Regions from separate parts of the Mus musculus genome. Here region 2 is linked to region 1. A link is a loop called in an ENCODE intact Hi-C map of the cell type or tissue named here. Cell type or tissue: heart. All regions are shown on one strand. Links, peaks and the distances in the headings refer to the core of each region. The heading gives the core; the rest is flanking DNA. Region 1 holds the start of Zfp658 (zinc finger protein 658). Region 2 overlaps Zfp715 (zinc finger protein 715).

The links. A loop is a pair of places that touch in the nucleus more often than their neighbours do. Peaks named below come from ENCODE experiments on the same cell type or tissue, not always from the same donor. Only the 100,000 strongest peaks of a DNase experiment are listed, where the experiment ranks them.
Region 2: it touches region 1 in a loop (2.0-fold over the local background); 2 of 42 quality-filtered maps call a loop at or near these places.

What each region holds. Positions count from the first base shown.
Region 1 is chr7:43,558,529-43,568,251 of GRCm38, forward strand. It overlaps Zfp658 (zinc finger protein 658), which reads left to right and starts at 3,842. Exons shown (of 5, transcript NM_001008549.2): 1 at 3,842-3,893; 2 at 6,086-6,315; 3 at 8,740-8,866; 4 at 9,117-9,215. The coding sequence starts at 6,256. In heart, for the core only: a CTCF peak has its summit at 3,675; DNase peaks (open chromatin) are centred at 3,663, 4,343 and 4,993; H3K4me3 peaks cover 1,599 bases; H3K27ac peaks cover 1,010 bases.
Region 2 is chr7:43,287,028-43,296,750 of GRCm38, forward strand. Zfp715 (zinc finger protein 715) reads right to left here. Exons shown (of 5, transcript NM_027264.4): 5 at 9,496-9,723. Among named protein-coding and RNA genes, the nearest start is that of Zfp715, 21 kb to the right of the region's middle. In heart, for the core only: a CTCF peak has its summit at 4,711 (motif pointing left); no DNase peak of the experiment used is centred there.

The sequences.
Region 1 (9,723 bases), core at 577-8,576:
CCCTGACTCCCTCATTCCACTGTCCAACAATATATCAGGAAAAAAAATCACTTTCTATCATAAATGCACTTCAGTCACAGAGACATGGTGGTTATCTGTGATCCTACTAACCAGAAAGATGGAACAATAGGACTGTGATTCAAAGACAGCCTGGGTTACTCTCCATGAAAGAAATCAAAACCAACAAACCAAATAGGAGAGGGGGAGAAATATTTGGATTCACAATAGAAAATATCGAGAACCTACAGAACTTGGGAGCAGGATTGCAAACTGTGGAAAGAGGTAGTTGTCAAGTACACAAAAACAATTCTTCAATTTTTTTTTTATATTTTTACTTGCCTGTATGTATGTATGTATGTATGTATGTATGTATGTATGTATGTATGTGTGCCATGTGAGTGTAGCCACCTGTGGCCACACTAACTGGGTTCCTGGGTGGGAGGCAGGAGCTGTATGGGAGAGAACGATGACGAGAGAAATAATGGAGGCCAAGACATGCTTCTGTTCAAGGACCCCAAGTTTACTAAGAGTCTGTGCTTATAAAGGGGGTAGGCCTATCCCCCCGCCAATCCATTCTTGGTGCCTGTTGCCAGCCTGTAGGTGGACTGCCGGATGCTGTCTCAGACTCTTAGTAAACTTGGGGGGCCTTGAACAGAAACATGTCTTGGCCTCCATTATTTCTCTCGTCGTTCTCTCCCATACAGCTCCTGCCTCCCTCTCAGGATCCCAGTTAGTGTGGCCGCAGGAGGCTCACAGGTACAGACCAAAGAAATGATTGCACCAAAGTCCATCTTAGTGAACCAGTGCGTTTACTGGGCTTACTTAAAGATCCAGACGCATGGGTAGCTGAAATAGCTGCCTTTCAGAACCATCCTACCCCTTAAGTGCCGGGCAACTGTGGAACCCGTATCACCAAAGTCTCCTCACAGCAGCTGTTGAGGCGAAGCCCTTTCAGCTCCCCTCATAATTCCTTTATAATACTAGAGAAAATACTTCCTGAGAAAAGGGCCCCACGACATTCTTTCACACACATATCTCTAGTCCCAGAGTCCTCAATCTTTTAACTTTTCCATGTAATAGCTACTCATTGAAAGCTGAGCATCTAGAAATAGTAATTTGGACATTTCAGGCAAAATCAAATCCTGTTAAATGGATTCCATTTGTTTCTATTCCAGTGTGACTACTAGAATCTCTGAATTAATTTGCAGCTCCATTTGAACTTCCACTTGAGAGCTCTGGCCTAGAAACATGGCCAGATTATAGTTTGATGCCTTTTTCCTCCATAATCAATTCAGTGTGTATAGCATGCATGCTTTATTGCACCCCACCAGGTCATCTTGCCCTGCTGATATTGAAATTTATTACTACATCCAAGTTGTATTACTCAGTACACTATAAAGTGTACACTACACTACAAAGATCTCAGTACAGTGTTACCTTCCTGGTTTAGAGACCATTGGTGAGCAGAAAAGTGTTACTATTGTAACCTCCATTCAGGCTGCACTTATTGTCTCCAGTCCTTCTGCAATGCAGATCTGGCCACCATCCAATCTTCACTTAGCCTTACCTTGATTCCTGTAGGAAAGCTAATCCTTTTGAAGTATGTCTATGATCATCTCAGCCTTGTACTTAAAATGCTTATGTGGCCATTCACTCCGCTCCTCTCTGGGACTTAGCTCAGTTGGCAGAATGCTTGCCCAGGGAGAAACCCTGGGCTTGATATCCTGCACTGCATACATTATACTCCTGTAATCTAACCACGCAGGAGGTGGAGGCAGGAGGATCAGAACTTGAGCTGATCTTTGGCTTCACAGGAAATTTGAGGCTAACCTGGGGCACATAAGACCCTATTTATAAATAAATAATTGCTTATGCTCTTTCACAGTCATTTCCAGCTCAGCTCCTTCTTTGGGATTTGGGTGACACCTATAATCTCACCATCACGGGACCTCCTCTCTCACATGCAGCTCCAGGAATTTATTATGAACTTCCTTATTTATCCACCCTCACTTCCACTCTTTTCTGGAAAATTCTGTTCTCCACCTCATGCTTAAAACATCTCAGGTCCAATTTAAGGTGTTGTGCCCTGAGTACTGTAGCAACTACTTCCAGGTACCTAATTTACCCTCCTAGACAGTTTGTTTTGTATACATTTCTGTTATTTCTTTTAATATAGCATCTCACTGTGTAGCCCTAGCTGGCCTGGAACTCACTGTATAAACCAGGCTGGTCTGGAACTCACAAAAATCTGCTTACCTCTGCCTTCCAAGTGCTGGGATTAAGGTTGTGTTCCACCATGCCTGACCTACAATGTTTTTCAGGGTATCTGTGGTTCAGCCTCCTGATGCATGGGGTGGTTTTATGGTATGGACAGGGCAACTTCCTCAGCTGCCCATTAGGTCAGTCTCATGGAGCACAAAGAAGGAGAGGCATACAGTTTCAGCTTCTTTTGTGCTTCATCACCTCCACAGGGCAAGTGCTCCATCTTCCTGGTGGACTGACTGTGACTCAGGCTGCAAGACAGATGGGCACTGTACCACATTTACAGCCTAGAGAGGTCATAAGCATAAGGAGAGAGCCTGTGGAAGAGCAAGGTGGTGCCCGGGAGGCAATAAGTGCGTGTGGGTATCAATCATATGCTAAGATGTAGCAGAGAATCGATCAGAAGTTGATATTTGCATATTAACTTTTATGTGGTTTAATATAATTTGGCATGTGGTGATGGGTGGCTGAGACTACTTTTTGGGACCCCCGGAGCTGTATCTTTGGACACAAAACCCTGGTCACAAGAGCACCAGTACTATAATTTGTTCTCAAGACAATCAAAATCATATGTGAAGCTAGGCATGATGGCATATCCCCCCCACCCCCCAGCCCTGGAAAGCAGAAGCAGGGGATCATACCATGTTCAATGCTATACTCTTGTCTACACAGAACTAGAGAACGCTAACCTGAGATACTGCACACAATCGTTCATTTTGTTCAGATATTCGACTTTGGCCTATGGATTTATTCCCTCTACTGTACTGCACGTTTTCGTCATCAATTGATCTCTCACCATTTATCATTATCTCCCTCTCCACCTTCCTCTACACTATTTCTTATATATGCAAAACACACAATAAATAATGAAGAATTAAAATAAAAACACTTGTCATTGACAACAGATTTTCTCCACCTCTGGTCCCCATGAAAAGCCTCAGTGTCACATTTATTTCAGACCTTCATCTTTAAAGATTCCACATGGCTTCAATTCCCATTTCCCAACAAACCTAGTTTTTTTTTTCTTTATATTTATTAATTTATTTTTTATTTACTTCTTAGTTTAGAGGAAAAAAATCTTTTAAGTCCCTGAGAATATACAGAAAAAAAAATGGTATTTTTAGTAATATGCAGCATCCCGGTCTCTTGGAAATAACTGATATACACGTATAGGTAGGAAGTAAAATCCCCTGAAAATATGAGACAGCCTTGGACTTTCACTGTGTCACAGTCCACAAGCTTTGCCTGCTTATGTGCACACTGTGATGGTGGTCCCTGTATCATTGTATTGTGGGAGTGGCCATGACAGCTCCTAAAGGAACAGAAACTACAGGAAGATCCAAGTGAAGTATTGGCAAGTTGTAGCGTCACAAATAGTAGCGCGCATGCGCTTCGCCAGCCTCCACAAGGGGAAAAAAGGGGGTGTGGGAGGGTGGCGAAGAACACTGATTCGCAGTAAACGGAAGTGGTCTCGAGCGGTCATATCCGCTTAAATCTCCGCGCAGATCAGTTCTGTTATTGTTGCCCGCACTCCAGGAGAGTTTGGATTCTAACACTGAGGGCCCGGGGGCGGAAGTCGCAGGGAGGGACACTGCGCGTCCTGTGCAGAGTTCTCTGCATTGTTGTGAGAGGTGAGCGGCAGGGGCGCAGGGAGGATGCTGTGCTGTTGAGCGCTGATTTGTGTTGAGTGACAGCTGACACAGCTACTGGAGGGATGCCCTGGTTGAGCTGGGGTGGGAATCCTATGGGAGTTGGGAGAGCAGGGTTGCTGAGAGAGACAGACAGTGCAGCCAGCTACCGCAAGCCTGGGGCTAGCGTCTCTGAGGGCGATCGCGCTGCTTTCTAGTAGTAGCCTGCGAGAAGAGAACAGGCAGATACAAATGGAAAATGAGATTATTTGTGGTTTGGGCTTAATTTGGGAAAGCCAGCCATTCTCGGTCAGCCTGTGGCTTCTGCCTGCGGAACTAATACTAAGAACACGTGGAACAAAAGCCAGGGGATTTGCATATGCAAAGAGGGCACAGGCATCGGAGCTGCAAGTTGAGCCTTTGTGCAGGTAGCAAGGCTTGTAAAACAGGACCTTTTCGTTCCCAGCATGTAGTCTCCTGTAGAGAGCTAGCGCTGCAAAGCAAACGTTTAAAAGGCAAATCCTAATCCCCGGGCCGTTTTATGTGAGGGCTGGGACATGAGGCGGGTCAATGCTGCCTCTGCTGAGACCATATGGTCACAATAAGAGTCAGTGATTGGCACTTGAGCAGAAGGACCCTGTGTCCTTATTGGAGGTTGTATGTTCCTTGGGTATCACTATTGAGTTTATTGAAGATTCTCTGGAAACTAGTAAATTGTCATCTTGGCTGCCAAAGTAATAACGTTCTGGGGAACTAGGTATGCCCATTTTAACCCCGTGGTTAAATTAATCCTGTGGTCAGTCCACTTATCAGAGGTTACTTAAAGTCCAGAATGACAGTGAATATGTCCTGTGTACCATAAAAACATTGTGGACAAGGGAGAAATGTTTTGTGTCGAGGGCCTGGTGTTTATGTGCAGGGTTTCCAAGTCAGGGAAGGGATTGAGCCATTGAATTTAAGGAAGAGAAACAGGATGTCAATGTGGGCATAGATGAAAACGAAAATGTCTAGACAGGCACAGAGAGCCAGGAGTGGCCATCACCACACCACACTGCACCACATCTCTGCTCTCAGAAGGAGAAAGGGTTCTGGGTGCTGGGCACACAGAGACCGCCCGAGATCATGGGCACTGGGTGTGGTTTAGAGTAGGGAAGGAACGGGACTGGTCCTGCTCTTCCTCTTAGGGTGTGTTCTGGAACAGCCCATAAGCTTAGTTGTCATTTCTGAGAGAGAAATGGTTGTATCAATGCTGGTGGCATGCTTAAAAGAGCTCTCGTGAGAGCTGGGCACAATGGCGCACACCTTTAGTCCCAGCACTCAGGAAGCAGAGAGCCGCAGGCCAGCTACAGCAACACAGTGAGGCCATGTCTCAAAAAGTTGGGGACTGGGGAGGGCTGTGTCTGAACAGCTTAGCAAAGCTCAGAAAAAGGAGCAGCCTGAGCAGCTTGCTCGTTCTCATGTGTCTTTCTGTGTGGGTTCTGAGGGCAGGCTGAGCGTCATATCACTGCAGATCCCCAGTGCCCATGGTACACACCTGCGCCCTCACTGTGGCATCAGCGAGGTTAATTCCTTATCTCCTCACAAGTCAAAGGTACAGCAGCTGCAGTGAATCCTTCCTAACTATCGTGTTTGGCGTGTAATTCAGGGAAGGGGAGTTGTTTGGGGTTTTGGCATGTGTGTTGTATGTAGTCTATGCATGTGGGTGTGGGCATAGGTGCGAGTCTGTAAGTGCACCTGCACTGAGGCCAGAGTAAGCTACTGAGTGTCGTGTTCCATCACCCCAGCCTTATTCCCGTGAGGTTGGGTCTGTTGAGGTTGGGTCTGTCGCTGAACCTGGAGCTAGGCGGATAGCCAGTGAGCCCAGAGGTCCTCCTCTCTTTGTCCCACACAGCACTGGACTTACAGGCATTTGTAGCCAAGCCTGCCTTTTTCAGATAGCTAGGTATTTGAACTCAGGGCCTCTCGTTGGTGCAGCAAGCTCTCTTACCCACTGCGCCATCTTCCCAGACCCCAGATTATGGTGTTTGGGTTTTCTTTGTCATCACCCTGGTCAATACCAGACAGGGCTTTTCTGAGTATTATCTGTTCTAGCATGTCTACACTGGGCATGTCTTGGGCACTTAGAAACTCATGGGCAAATGTTGGCTGAGGATACAAGGTCATTCCCTCACTGGGGCTTTCTGCTGTCTCTTTAGGTCAAAGGCAGGCCACATCAGCCAGGCTGGGGGATTTTTCTACCTCACCACAGCTGGCCTCTCTGCTCAGCTGCTCTCCTGGGAACCTCTAGCCACTCAACCAGCTTCCAGTTCCTGAGAAAAATTGCATCTGCCAGCAAAGAGGCAAGAGAGGAAACATACCTGCTGACATGAAATTGTCCCAGAAGGCCCAGAGACTGCACCCACAGGAGCAGGAAGGGTCCCGTGAGGTAAGCAGCAGCTGCCGAGGGCCCAGTTCTCTAAAACTGGAGGACAGACATGGGAAGTAGCAGATCCTGGGCTCCTCCAGCTAAGAGCAGAGCACAGGGGCCAGTGCTCCTGTACCTCCTAGTCTGTCATGTCACTCATTGTCCTGCCTCCTGGTGCTTAGGTAGATGCAGCCCTCAAACCTGTGCCCCCCCCCCCAATATCCTCAGTCCTGTATCTTCTTGTCCCATTTCATAGCCACTGTAATTTTGTGAGTCTCTTGAAGGAGTTCATTTGCCATGGATTCGTAGCGGGTAAGTCTTAGAGATGAGTGACTGAGGATGCCTTGCCAAAAAATAAGATCCATACTGTTTATGGCTCTAGAGGCAGTGAGACCTGGGAGAATGGAGCCAAGAAATAAGGCTGTCTTAGTTAGGGTTTTGCTGCTGTGAGCAGACACCATGACCAAGGCAACTCTTATGAAGACATTTAGTTGGGGCTGGCTTACAGGTTCAGAGAATCAGTCTATTATTCTGAAGGCGGGAACATGGCGGCACCCAGGCAGGCATGGTGCAGGCAGAGCTGAAATCTTCATCTGAAGGCTGCTAGCAGAATACTGGCTTCTAGGCAGCTAGGATGATGCTCTTAAAGCCCACACCCACAGTGACACACCTACTCTAATAGGGCCACACCTTCCAATAGTGCCTGCCACTCCCTGGGTAGAACATACATAAACCATAACAGAGGCCGACTAAAGTCTCATGCAGTGACCAACTTTATTCCAAGCATCAGACAATTTATATTCAGAGGGCTTAAGGGGAGTCACATGTGTAAGGTGTGTCTAATCACAAGGGCAAGGTTTATGGGGCAGACAAGCCACACACAGCAAAACCATGTTTTTCCAGAGACACGTAAACAAATAACAATACCCAGTTGTAATGAGTAACCTGAAGTAAATTCACTCCTATCCACTTGACCTGGAAGGAGCATGAAAACCCATTCCAAGGACAACTCCATAGTTTTTGAAGAAACTGAGGTCACAGATCTTGTCTGCTCACAAGCATTCAGACTTCTCACACAGCTCCATGACTGGACAAGATTCTTCCAGTATACCATACATGCCATTACTTATATATGAAATAACTTGTCAGATGTATGCACACACTGTAGAGATGCATTGGAAATATTTCTGTAGCAGCACCTGTCCTTTGGCTAGAGTCAGTGTGTAGGTTGGGAAACACTTTCTTATTCTCCCTGAAGTCTCTGTATGCTGTGTGAATCAGAAATTTATTTCCTTTTCACTCCCTCTTCTGGAAATCCTGCCATTCAAACTTGATTCCCCACTGTATTTTTTAAATTATTGATTGTTTAGATTTTGTTTTCATTCATTGTAGGGGAATGGTACGTGCATACTCAGGCATTGTGTGGAAGTCAGAGGACAACTTCCAGCTCTCTCTCTCTCTCTTTCTCTCTCTCTCTTTCTCTCTCTCTCTGTATATCTTGGTCAAGCAGGGCAGCAATCATTTTTACCTGCTGAGCCATCTCCTTCACCCTAATTCTCTATATTAAAGTTTTTTTGATTTTTTTCCTTTTTCTGGCAGAATATTTATTTAACTTTCTAATCTGTCTAATACTTGTTATTGTTTTGTTTGTTTGTTTGTTTGTTTGAGACAGAGTCTCATTGTGTAGCCTTCTCTGGCTAGAATTCACAGCCTAGACCAGATTAGCCGTGAACTGATAGCCATCCACCTGCCTTTTTCTTCAGAGCACTGGGATTAAAGGCGTGCACCACACCTACCTGTTATTGTCTTAAGAGACAATTTCAAGCTTTTTTTTTTTTTAATTTGTAATATATCTTTCAGTGAGTTGTCTTCTGGCTCGTGGATGGATTATTTATGTCCAAAGATCCTGGAGGTATTTGATGTGGGATTTTTCTGAATTAGTGAAAATGAAAATGAACTCCCCAAGTTAAAATGAAACATCGCTGTCGATTTTGTGCAAACTCTTTAGTCTTGAGTACTCCTCCCTCGCCTGGTTCTCAATGAATCATGATAATTCACCACTCCACTGAGCTGCCTTCCCTGAAGCCTAGAATAATGTTAGTTCTAAGTGTCAAACTGCTTATTCTTTTTTGAAGTATTAGTGACAACCCATGTCTGGCTGCTTTGGGGATGAAAATCTGAGTGTACAAGAGATGGATATTTTTATGAACTTTCTTAACTTCTGAAATATTTATATAGCACACATTATATAATATATATTTATATTATATATGATTCATATAATATGGAATAGATATTTTCTGGAAAGCTGAATGATCTGTCATAGTAAAGAACCGCTGAGCTGCTGTGCTGTGTGCCCTGTCTACCTCTCTGGTGAAGAGTAACTCAGAATGGACTGCACTCTGTGTATCATAGACTGTTACAGTGTTACCTTTTCTGTTACAGAGATTGGTGTCCTTTGAGGATGTGACTGTGGACTTCAGCCAGGAGGAGTGGCGACGCCTGGACTCCGTCCAGAGACACCTGTACCAGGACGTGATGCTGGAGATCTACAGCCACCTCTTGGCAGTGGGTGAGCATGGCTGGCCCGGGGATACAGGATGGGCTTCGTTGAAAATATTTCCTCCTTCTTTTGCTAGAACATGGCGGGATATCAAAAGTGGGACATGGTTTTCCCCCATGCTTTGTCCCAATTACTTTTTGACACTCCGAGTTAATTACTCTGTGCCCAGTACAAGATATTAATTTTCCAATCAGCCAGTACAAAGCTTATTGGATGACCTCTAAAGCTACACACTAAGCAGATATTCTTCCAACTACAGGCTACCCTGTTCCTAGCCCTGGGGCCATCTTCAGGATAAAGAAAAGAAAGGAGGCACGGACAGGAGAGGCCAAGCTCCCACATCCTTGTTGGTGTCAAGGTGAGTGAGTAGGCCCTGGATGGAGGTGGATGGTATTAGAGGGCCGGCACCAGCCTTCCTCACTCGTCCCTTCCCCTAGTGGTGGGCACCGAGCTTGTCTGCTTCCCGACTCTTTACAGCTAATGCTACAGTGCATTGTGAGTACAGACCAGGGTCGTGGGCACCAGGCTTGCCCCGACACTACCTCTCTACAGCTAATCCTACAATACTTTGTAACTATGGACCAGGAGTGAGGACACATATCTCAGTGGTGGAGTGGCAGGCTGACATTCAGAGAGCCTTGGGCTCAGTCTCCAGTGTGGCAGAAGTATAGGCAGACAGACAGCTGTGTCAGCGTGGAGAAGATACACTTGTGAGATACAAAGCTTTCAGCATAGCTGGTGATAGTCTCATTGGATCTTTTTAAGTTAGTTTGGTTGTCTTTTTCTTGTGATAGCTGTCACGAGTTTTCCTCTCCTGGCCTTTCCCATGCTGACCTCCTCCAGCCCCGTCTTGTTGGTCCCTCTCC
Region 2 (9,723 bases), core at 513-8,512, 270 kb before region 1:
CAAGACGGAAAGTTCTATTTCAGAGGAAACTGCTTCACAACAGACAAGCAGCAAGCTCTCTCAACTGCTGAGCCAGCTCTCCAGTCCTGAAAAAAAAAGCAACCCTAAGGACCTGAAACTCTGGAGATTTGTGCACGCGCCTGTAGGTGTGCACGAGTGTGTCAGAAAAGAGCATCTGATCCTCCTGAACTAGAATTGCAGGTGACTGTGAGCCACTTGGTGTAGGAGCTGGGGACCAAATCTAGATCCTCAGCAAGACTGGTATGTCCTCATAGCCTCTGAGCTGTCTCTCCAGCCCCTACAGCAGTGATTCACTGCGTGCACCCGATATTACGGGCTGGGGTGATAGAAGCCATCTTGTGAAAAGTGTATGTCTAGCTTCTCCCCACAATTATCAATAGCAGCCTCTGTCCCAAAGTCAACCAACACTGGCTTGGGCTAGTGATATGGCTCATTAGGTAAAGATGCTTGCTCTCCACCCTGACAGATAGAATTTGATCGCGAAACTCAGATGGTAAAAGAACCAACTCTATCCTCTGATCTCCATACATATGCCTCAAAACTTATATATATATATATATATATATGCTAGAGAAATGGCTTAGCTGTTAAGGGCACTTGTTGTTTTTACAGAGAACTTTAATGGTGGCTGACAACCATCTGTAACTCCAGTTTGAAGGTATCCAATTCCCTCTTCTGGCCTCCTCAGTAACTGTACACAGACACACACACACTTAAGAGATAATACAATTTATAATAAAAAGTAGCCAGGTGGTGGTGGTGCACACATTTAATCTCAGCACCCAGAAGGCAGAAGCAGATGAGTCTGAGTTTGAGGTCAGCCTGGCCTACAGATTGAGTTCCAAAACAGCAAGGGCTACACAGAGAAACCCTGTCTTGGAAAAATAAAAAAAACATAGTATAAACTGGGCCTGGCCATGTACACCTTTAATCACAGTATCTGGGCAGCAGAGGCAGGTGGATCTCTGTGAGTTTTGGATCAGTTTGGTTTATATAGTGAGTTCCAGGATAGTCAAGGCTACAGATAGAAACCCTGTCCCAAAAACTAATAATAATTTACTTTTTTTTTTTTTTTTTTTTTTTTTGGTTTTTTTGAGAAAGGGTTTCTCTGTATCTAGCCCTGGCTGTCCTGGAACTCACTTTGTACACCAGGCTGGCCTCGAACTCAGAAATCCGCCTGCCTCTGCCTCTGCCTCTGCCTCTGCCTCTGCCTCTGCCTCTGCCTCTGCCTCTGCCTCTGCCTCCCCAGTGCTGGGACTCAAGGTGTGCGCCACCACGCCCGGCTGTAAATTGTGAATCTTAAAAAATTGTAAATTAGCCGGTACCAACTTCTGTCTTAGTTAGGGTTTTACTGCTGTGAACAGACACCATGACCAAGGCAAGTCTTATAAAAAGCAACACTTAATTGGGGCTGGCTTACAGGTTCAGAGGTTCAGCCCATTATCATCAAGGTGGGAGCATGGCAGAGGCAGGCGGATTTCTGAGTTCGAGGCCAACCTGGTCTACAAAGTGAGTTCCAGGACAGCAGGGCTGCAGGGCTATACAGAGAAACCCTGTCTCGAAAAAAAAAAAAAAAAGATTCACAATTTACTGTGTGTGTGTGTGTGTGTGTGTGTGTGTGTGTGTACTGCATGTATGTAAGTGCACGTGGAAGACAGAAGAGGATGTCAGATGCCTTGGAAATAGGAGTTATGAGAGTTACAAGCCACCTGGCATGGGTTCCAGTAACTGAATTTGGGTTACAAGCAAAAGCAGTATTTTGGTGACACTTCCCCTGGATAGATAGGAATGAATATCTAATAACCCAAGAGAGGAAACTACCTACCAAAGTCCAACTTGCTGAGCCAACAAGTTCCCTGGGGCTGCTTACAGGAAAATAGGTGGGAGGATATTACTCCTAAGACTCCAAGGGAGCCGCATCACCAAAGCCCACATCAGCACAGTGCCAGAGAGCTCACAAAACCTAGACATTGTAGCTCTCTGCATAACTCACAGGCAGCTCTGAGGCCTCAGCCTCTGCCAGGCAGCTAGGCTTGTCTCAGTGTCTTTCTTGTACACTTGGGAAGGGAGAGGCCTGGTGCACTTGGTCAGTTTCTGCGACTTCTTGAAGCTACTGAGTTTATTTCCTGCAGTTATTTTTCTTTCTAAGATATATTTTACAACTATGGAAGGAGGAGATATGTTCACAAGGGTGCTGTGGAGGCCAGAATCTTTGGATTCCACGGAGCTTGGGTTACACCGGTCAGCTGGAGCCGGCTGACACATGGGTGCTGCGGCCTGAAATGGGGTCCTTGCCAAAAGCAGTACCTTCTTTTATGAGCTGAGCCATCTCTCTAGTGCCAACTTCCTGAATTCTAAAAAACTTCCCTAGGGGATAAACTATTCCCACTCTCTTTAGCGCATCCTGCTCTTAATGAGCTGGCCTCCAAGATGGGATGCTTCATCTCAGAAGGAATTGCTCTATAAAAAGCTCTCTACGTTTCTGAACCACTACCACACCACACTACCACACCACACTACCACGCCACACTACCACACCACACTACCACACCACACTACCACGCCACGCCACCAATGACTTTAAAAACAATGTTGTTAGACATTGCCCAATGCAAGCTGGGAGACAAAAATTTCTCCTGGCTCGAAACTGTTGCTGTACCACAGACCTTTAAACACTCTCTGAGCAAGATCCAGCTTCAATAGTTCACTTTGATCACTGTTCTAACCCCCTCCCCCTTCCCACAGCAGGGCCTTTGACATCTGATGTCCCCTCAGCCAGAATCATCTCCCCTGTCCTCTTCATCCTCCAGGCTCCTGGTCAAATGTTACCTCCCATTGTTCACTCTAGCAAAATAAATAAATAAATAAATAAATAAATAAATAAATAAATAAATAAATAAATAAATAAATGTCTATTAAGCCTCTACATTAAGCCTCTACTGTCTTTTCTATTAGGGTTCTCAAAGGAACAGAACTGGCAGAATGTGTACATATTATAAAGACATTTACTAAAATGAATTGAACAGGGGCTGGGTCGTCCAAAAAACAGCCATCTGCACACTAGAGAGGCTGAGGACTCATAGCTTCTTAGTCCACAAAATGGGACCCCTTAGCAGTCCCCAGGTCGTACTAGGGAGGCCTGGAAGATTCCTGGAGAGCTGCTGGTCTTCAGTCCATTCTGTAAGACTGACATACTAAGCAGCAAGACCTCTTTGTATCCGGCCACCAGACAGAAGATGCTGCCCATTCTAGGGGAGGGTTTTCTCCTCTATCCCAGACCATCCATCCCTGGAAGTGTACTCACCAGATCATCCAGAAACAAGTCCCTTATTGAATTCCAGAATTCCAGATCCCATCAAATTGTCTCAGTGTTAACCTCTAAGCTTGTTAGTTTTTGTCAGCTTGACATAGCTAGAGTGGCCCAGGAAGATGGCATCTCAATTGAGGAATTGCTTCCATCAGACTGGTCTTCTGTGGGGCGCTTTGCTTGCTAACTAATGTAGAAGGGCCCGCTGTCTCAGGCTGTAAGAGAAAGGTAGCTGAGCCAACTAGGAGAAGCAAACCAGTAAGCATCCTTTTACCAGTGGTCTCTGCCTCCAAGTTCCTATCTCAGCGTTTGGATGATGCCCACATAACCCAACCACTCCACAACCACCAAATTAGCCTTGATCATTGTGCCTATCAGTGCAACAGATAAGCAAACTGAGACATCATCCCTAGAAAGGCATAAACAAACATCTTACCACCTCCTATCCCCCAACCATGGCCTTAAAAGGCCCCAGTGACAAACCATTCTACCAAAGTCAATCTTTAGAAACCCAAGGAATTTATTGGATTTATTTACAGAGCATGGGGAAAGGTTACTTACAGGAGTGTAGGTGATCTAAACTATCTGCACCACAGTGAGTCTCACTCCAGCAGTGTTGACAAGTTTACCATAGCTGCAGAGATGGGGGGCGGGTCTTCCCTCCAGTTAACCTCCCTCACCAAGCTACATGTAATTAGGGCAGAATCACATACAATTAAACAGGAAGTATGGGAGAGACAGACTAGCTGGGATCTCAGATGAGGCCCCATGACTTCCCTCCATCTCTTCTTCATTTCTAGCTTGGTTTTGAGACAATCTCACCACATATCCTGTACTGAAACTGTGTAGACCCACCTGCCTCTTTCTCCCAAGTGCTAGGATTAAAAGCATGTGTCACCTTGGCTGCATAAGGGAACATCATTAGTTAACCAACCCAATCTTGGGGTTTTCTTGCAAGCCCCAGAAGCTCTGATGATGTTGATAGCTGTTGTGCTCAGAAGTTAATGCCATACAAATAAGCCCTGGCTGAGTGAGGCTGGAGACCTAGGTCAGTCATCACAGCCCTGTTCTCAAAGGGCTTTCAGGTGACAAGGGCCATATCAGGCTTGGCTGCTGGTCCGAACTGGGACAACAGAGATCCCAGGGATCGAATGAGGCCAAAAAAAGAGGATTTGGAGAATACTCCCCATAGAAGGAACAGACATGATGGTTCAGAGAAGGAGTAGCAGTTCACCCGGGAAGACCATTAGTCTACACTCATCTTTCCACATTTAGCACTGGCTGCTTTTTTAGAAGACCCAGGTTCAGTACCCAGCACCCACACGACATATTACAACCATCTGGCAGGGATCTGGCACCCTCTTCTGGCTTCCGCAGGCACTGCTTGCATGTGGCACACTTACATAAGACAGACAAACCACTTGTATTGTTTTTGTTTTTAAATATGGAACCTGAAAATGAATGGGTATTAAAACCCTGCCCTCCTCAGAAAACTGTTAACCTGGTTGGCAAGACAGTCACAATATAATCCAGACAACAACAGCAGGAGACAACAGTTGTGAAAGATACTAGGGGCTGTGAGGTAGTTGGAGAAGACCAACCAGAATGTGTCCAAGTGATCTGGGATCCTTCTGTGCCAGATGCTGAAAATTTGAGAACCTGCCCTAGTCTTAGAACAGTCTTGAGCTGGTGACACATCTTAACCTATACAGTGCTTGCTCTACACCAACAAAGTTTACCTAGAAATAATCACTACTTTACTGGCAAGGACACACGCTTAGCAAAGTGAAAGCTAGAGCTGAGGCTATAACTCAGTTGGTAGAATGCCAGCCTAACATGGAAGAAGCCCTTTGTTCCACCTATCCATCCCAGCACCATATAAACCAGGTATGGTCAGGCATGCCTGTCACCCCACCACAGGCTCATCCTCTCATTCTGACTGTCCCTGTTGTGTGTGCAAGGCCAATTAGAAGACCAGATATAGCAGGCTGGGCTGAACCCTATAGGATTATGTGAAATTTAATTCAACTGCCTTAGAATTGCATCTTCAAGTAGAGGTTTCTCATCCTACCATGTGAATGAGCTTTTCTAGGTAGGGGCCTGGTTCTTGAAAAAGGCTAGAGCAGCCACCTCGCAAATGAGGGAACAGAATATCACCTCTGGTTGAGAACCATACTGGGCATTGATGTCCACCCCAGGTAAAAATTGTTCAATGGGGACAAGCGACAGTGTGGGTTTCTGGGGTACCATGCAGGGTAGCCACATCCCCCATGACTGTGATATCTTCCCCCTTACATGTCTGTAGACATTACAGTCAGGTCCCAATTCCCCAAAATGACTTAGACAGGACTCCAACCTGGTCAACACTCAGCATTCCTCAAAAACCTTGTAAAGTGGATTTCTGTTTGCCAGAAAAAGCCATTACTTTCTTGCCGATTCCTATAGTCCCCTAGTCTCCGGCGAGGACATCTAGTTCTCTATTAACAGACTTCCAACAGATAAGAGCTCCACGCTAGTTCCTAGGCTATTCCAACTAACCTGCCCTCCTCTCACAGCATAACCCCTTATAACTGGCAACTCTTTCCACCAATCTTGCTATCTTCTTTGCTCCCATAGCCCTGGCAACTCCCCACCTTTCCTCTCTGCTCTTCTTTCTCCCTGATAATAACGAGTGAACACATTGGCAGTTTCTTTACTACAATCCCTTGCATACAGAGAGAAAATATTAGTAATGGAATCTTATCAAACCCTTGCCTTTCCAGGTACCTTGCCATACCTATTAATATGGGTTTTAGACCATGGTTCCTGGAGTGAATCAAGGAACAGACGTAGGGAAAGCCCTTACAGGTAGAGGGGAAAAACAAACCAAAAACTCCTTCTCTGTTTTAAGTGTAAATGAGTGAGGTAAATTTCAAAGGAAGGGTTGATGACCTGCTTGATAAAGAAGTAGGCAAAAGATCGTTACCGTGGTCTGAGGATAGACATGGGCGAGCGAGTCTGAGAGGTAAACATACTATCTTAAAGTTATGGCAATAGATCAAGAAGGTCAAAATAGAAGTCTCTCAAATGATAGAGGAGGGGAATCCAATGCTCAACAGGAAATGATTCCTAGAAATAATGTGTAATAATTGCTGGTATAATAATTCCTAGAAAGCAGCAGCGATCAGAGACTGATTAGAAGTGTAATGATGTGGAGAAGTTGCAATGCTGCAGGTCCATAGGCTAATCACATTATCTTTGACTAAGCTTTTGTTTTTATATTTGTTTTATTTTATGGCTGTTTTGCCTGTATGTATGTCCAGGCAGCAAGTGCATGTAGCAGCCAGAGGGTATCCAATCCCTTGGATCTGGGATTATAGATACCTGTGAGCTACCACATGAGTGCTGGAAGTTGAACTTGGGCCTCTGGAAAAGCAGCCAGTGTCCTTTAACTGCTGAACCATCCCTCCAGTCCCATCTGAGGCTAGCTTTAGCCCCTGGAATAGCCATTCTATGCTCCCTGTGTCAGAACATACATCCGTGGCTAATAAGAGAAAACCTTCTTTGGAACCTGTTATTTTAGCAGACCACTAGATTCCACCAATCCAAAAGCTAAGAATGTCATCAGATAGCATCTGAGACCTATAGGAGACCTTCCTCCACCATGCCGTGACCACCTTTCTGATATACAATATATTTTTAATTGCCTTGATGACTTTCTTTGTTCTATAAACTACAAAACTTTGTGAAGCTTGCTTCCACACTTGGACATGGAATTTGGGGTAACCCAAATCTGTGTTCCCAGGCCATCATCACTCAAATTTGGCTCTAGAATAAACTCTCTCTTATTCCCTTTTAAGGTGAAAGATGTGGGTTTTCTACATCAACACTGAGATCCTGGCCCGCTTGTCATCTGAATGCCGTGAGCTTCCAATTCTCTCTGCTGCTCTAGGGCTATTTCGAGGGGTGTTTGCCTGTACCCCATTTAACTACTGAGAACAGTTTCCCAATGCATCCAGGGGATGAGCCCATGACATTACCATGTTATGCTAAATTCTTAGAACTATCCAAGGGTGTGCAAGGTAAGCTTGGGGAATGTGGGGGCTAGCAGGTGGGTTGGTTTTTTTTTTTTTTAATCAAATCAGATGACATTCTCTATCATGAGAGAATTCTCTATCATGCACATAATAGAAAAGGTTGTGGGGAAATAGAAAGCACAATGCTTGAGCTGAGATTACCAACAGACAACAGGGTTCAAATCTAGGCTTTTCTTATCATTGTAATAGAAGCTGTTTCCCTGGTAATTCAGTTATATTCATGAACCCTCAGTTTGACTTCAAGGGCTTCACACTAAATAAGCGACTCACCTCTTAGCTGTAAAGCTAACCAACATTTTCACAAAGCTATGAACATGCCCCAAGAAACCCCGTTTCCCCTCAGACCATCAATTCCAAAGCCAATCTACCATTTACCCTCCAGATTCTTCAGTCTATGGCAAAAAAAAAAAAAAAACCACCAAAAAACCAAAACAACAACAACAACAAAAAAAAACCAAAAAACCCAAATGACTAGATTCCTGCTCGGAAAGGGGCAGGGGTGGGAGAGGGTGAGCAAGAGACCAAGAGGGATAGAGGCTTGGAGGGAAAGAACAAAGGAATTACCATACCATACCCCGAAGAAGGTATGTAGGCAGAGACATGGAACCACCAGGAAGATGCAGCTTTCTAGAAGAGAAAGCTTGCAATCTGCTGGGTTTTCGGGGGGGAGGGGCAGAGGTGGGGATATGGAGATGTGCATATAAGAAATAAGCATCCATGCCTGAACACCCCAGATGATAAGGGGAGACAGAAGAAACCAAGGACTCGCAATCTTGGAAGCCCATGGCCTGTGGATCCCCACTGTGAACTCAGGATTAGATGAGGCCTGTCCCCAGACCTCTCTCAATGTTCCCTGAAACTGCACCACAAAATAAAGCATATAAATTGTTAAATACATATACAAATGAAATTATATCCTAACAAAATCGTTTTTTATTTTTATGGGTTTTTTTCCCTTTGTGGTTCATGTGTACACATGTAATGTGGAGGCCACAGGCCAACTATGGTGTCTTCCTTATTCTACAACTTATTTTTTAAACATCTCTTTTTATTATTACTTATGTGTGTTTCTGTGCAGAATGTATGCTACATGTGTGCAGAACACAACATCATATACCCTGCTTTAGACAGTTGTGAGCCACCTGCATTGGTGCTGGGAACTGAACTCAGATCCTTTGGAAGAAGAGCGAGCACACCTAACTGCTGAGCCATCTCTCCATCCTAGTTTCTGAAATAAAGTTTCTCACTGAACCTGGAATAAGCCAATCTCACTAGGCTGGGTGATAGCAAGTTCTGTGGATCCTACTGTCTTGACTCCCCCACCATCAAGTTTTCAGGCACACACCACTTTGCTCAGCTTTTTATCTGTGTCTTGAGGATACAACAGGTCCTCAGGCTTGACAAACTCAGTCATCTTTCTAGCCTACAAACTTTACATTAAAAAAAATTCATAGGCCACATTTATGTAATATCCATGATTTGTTGACTCTTGGTATATATCCTGCATGAACATATATAAAGGATTGGTAAGATGGCCCAGTGGGAGAAAGGGTGAAATACACACCTTAAAACCTAAATTCAGGCTGGGCGGTGGTGGCATATGCCTTTAATCCCAGCTCTTGGCAGGCAGAGGCAGGCAGATTTCTGAGTTCGAGACCAGCCTGGTCTATAGAGTGAGCTCCAGGACAGCCAGGACTACACAGAGAAACCCGGTCTCGAAAAACAAAAACAAAACAAAACTAAATTCAGTCCCCAAAACCCAGATGCTGTGGTGCACATCTTTATTTAAAGCACTCCTACGTCAAGATGGATAGATGGTGGAGAAGAGAGAGTATCTTCTGGAAGCGCTCACACAACTATCTTGGACCATGAAATGCAGTGTCTGAAAAGACAGATTCTGTATGCAAGGACTCCTGGAAGTTGTCTTCTTAACTCCATGGCTCACAATACCAGCATTCACACACAAATAGCTTTTAAAAATATGACCGAATTGTTGGTTCCAATATTATCACACATGCTACAGATAGAAAGGAAAAAAAGCTGCTTAGACCCAAGCTAATTTCAAAAGAAAAAAGCAATATGAACAGTGAATGCCTTAAGACCTCATTTATTCAAAGAAATCCATATAATAAAAAAATTGATGGTGCAAGCTCAATATGGAAACTGTTAAATAAAAATAACTACAGAGCACGATGGCTCGGTGGGTAAAGATGACTTTACCAAGTCTAATAAATCCAAATTCAATCCCCAGGATCCACATGGTGCGAGATCAATGACTCTCATTGATGTACTTATCTGACAGCCACATATACCTAGCAG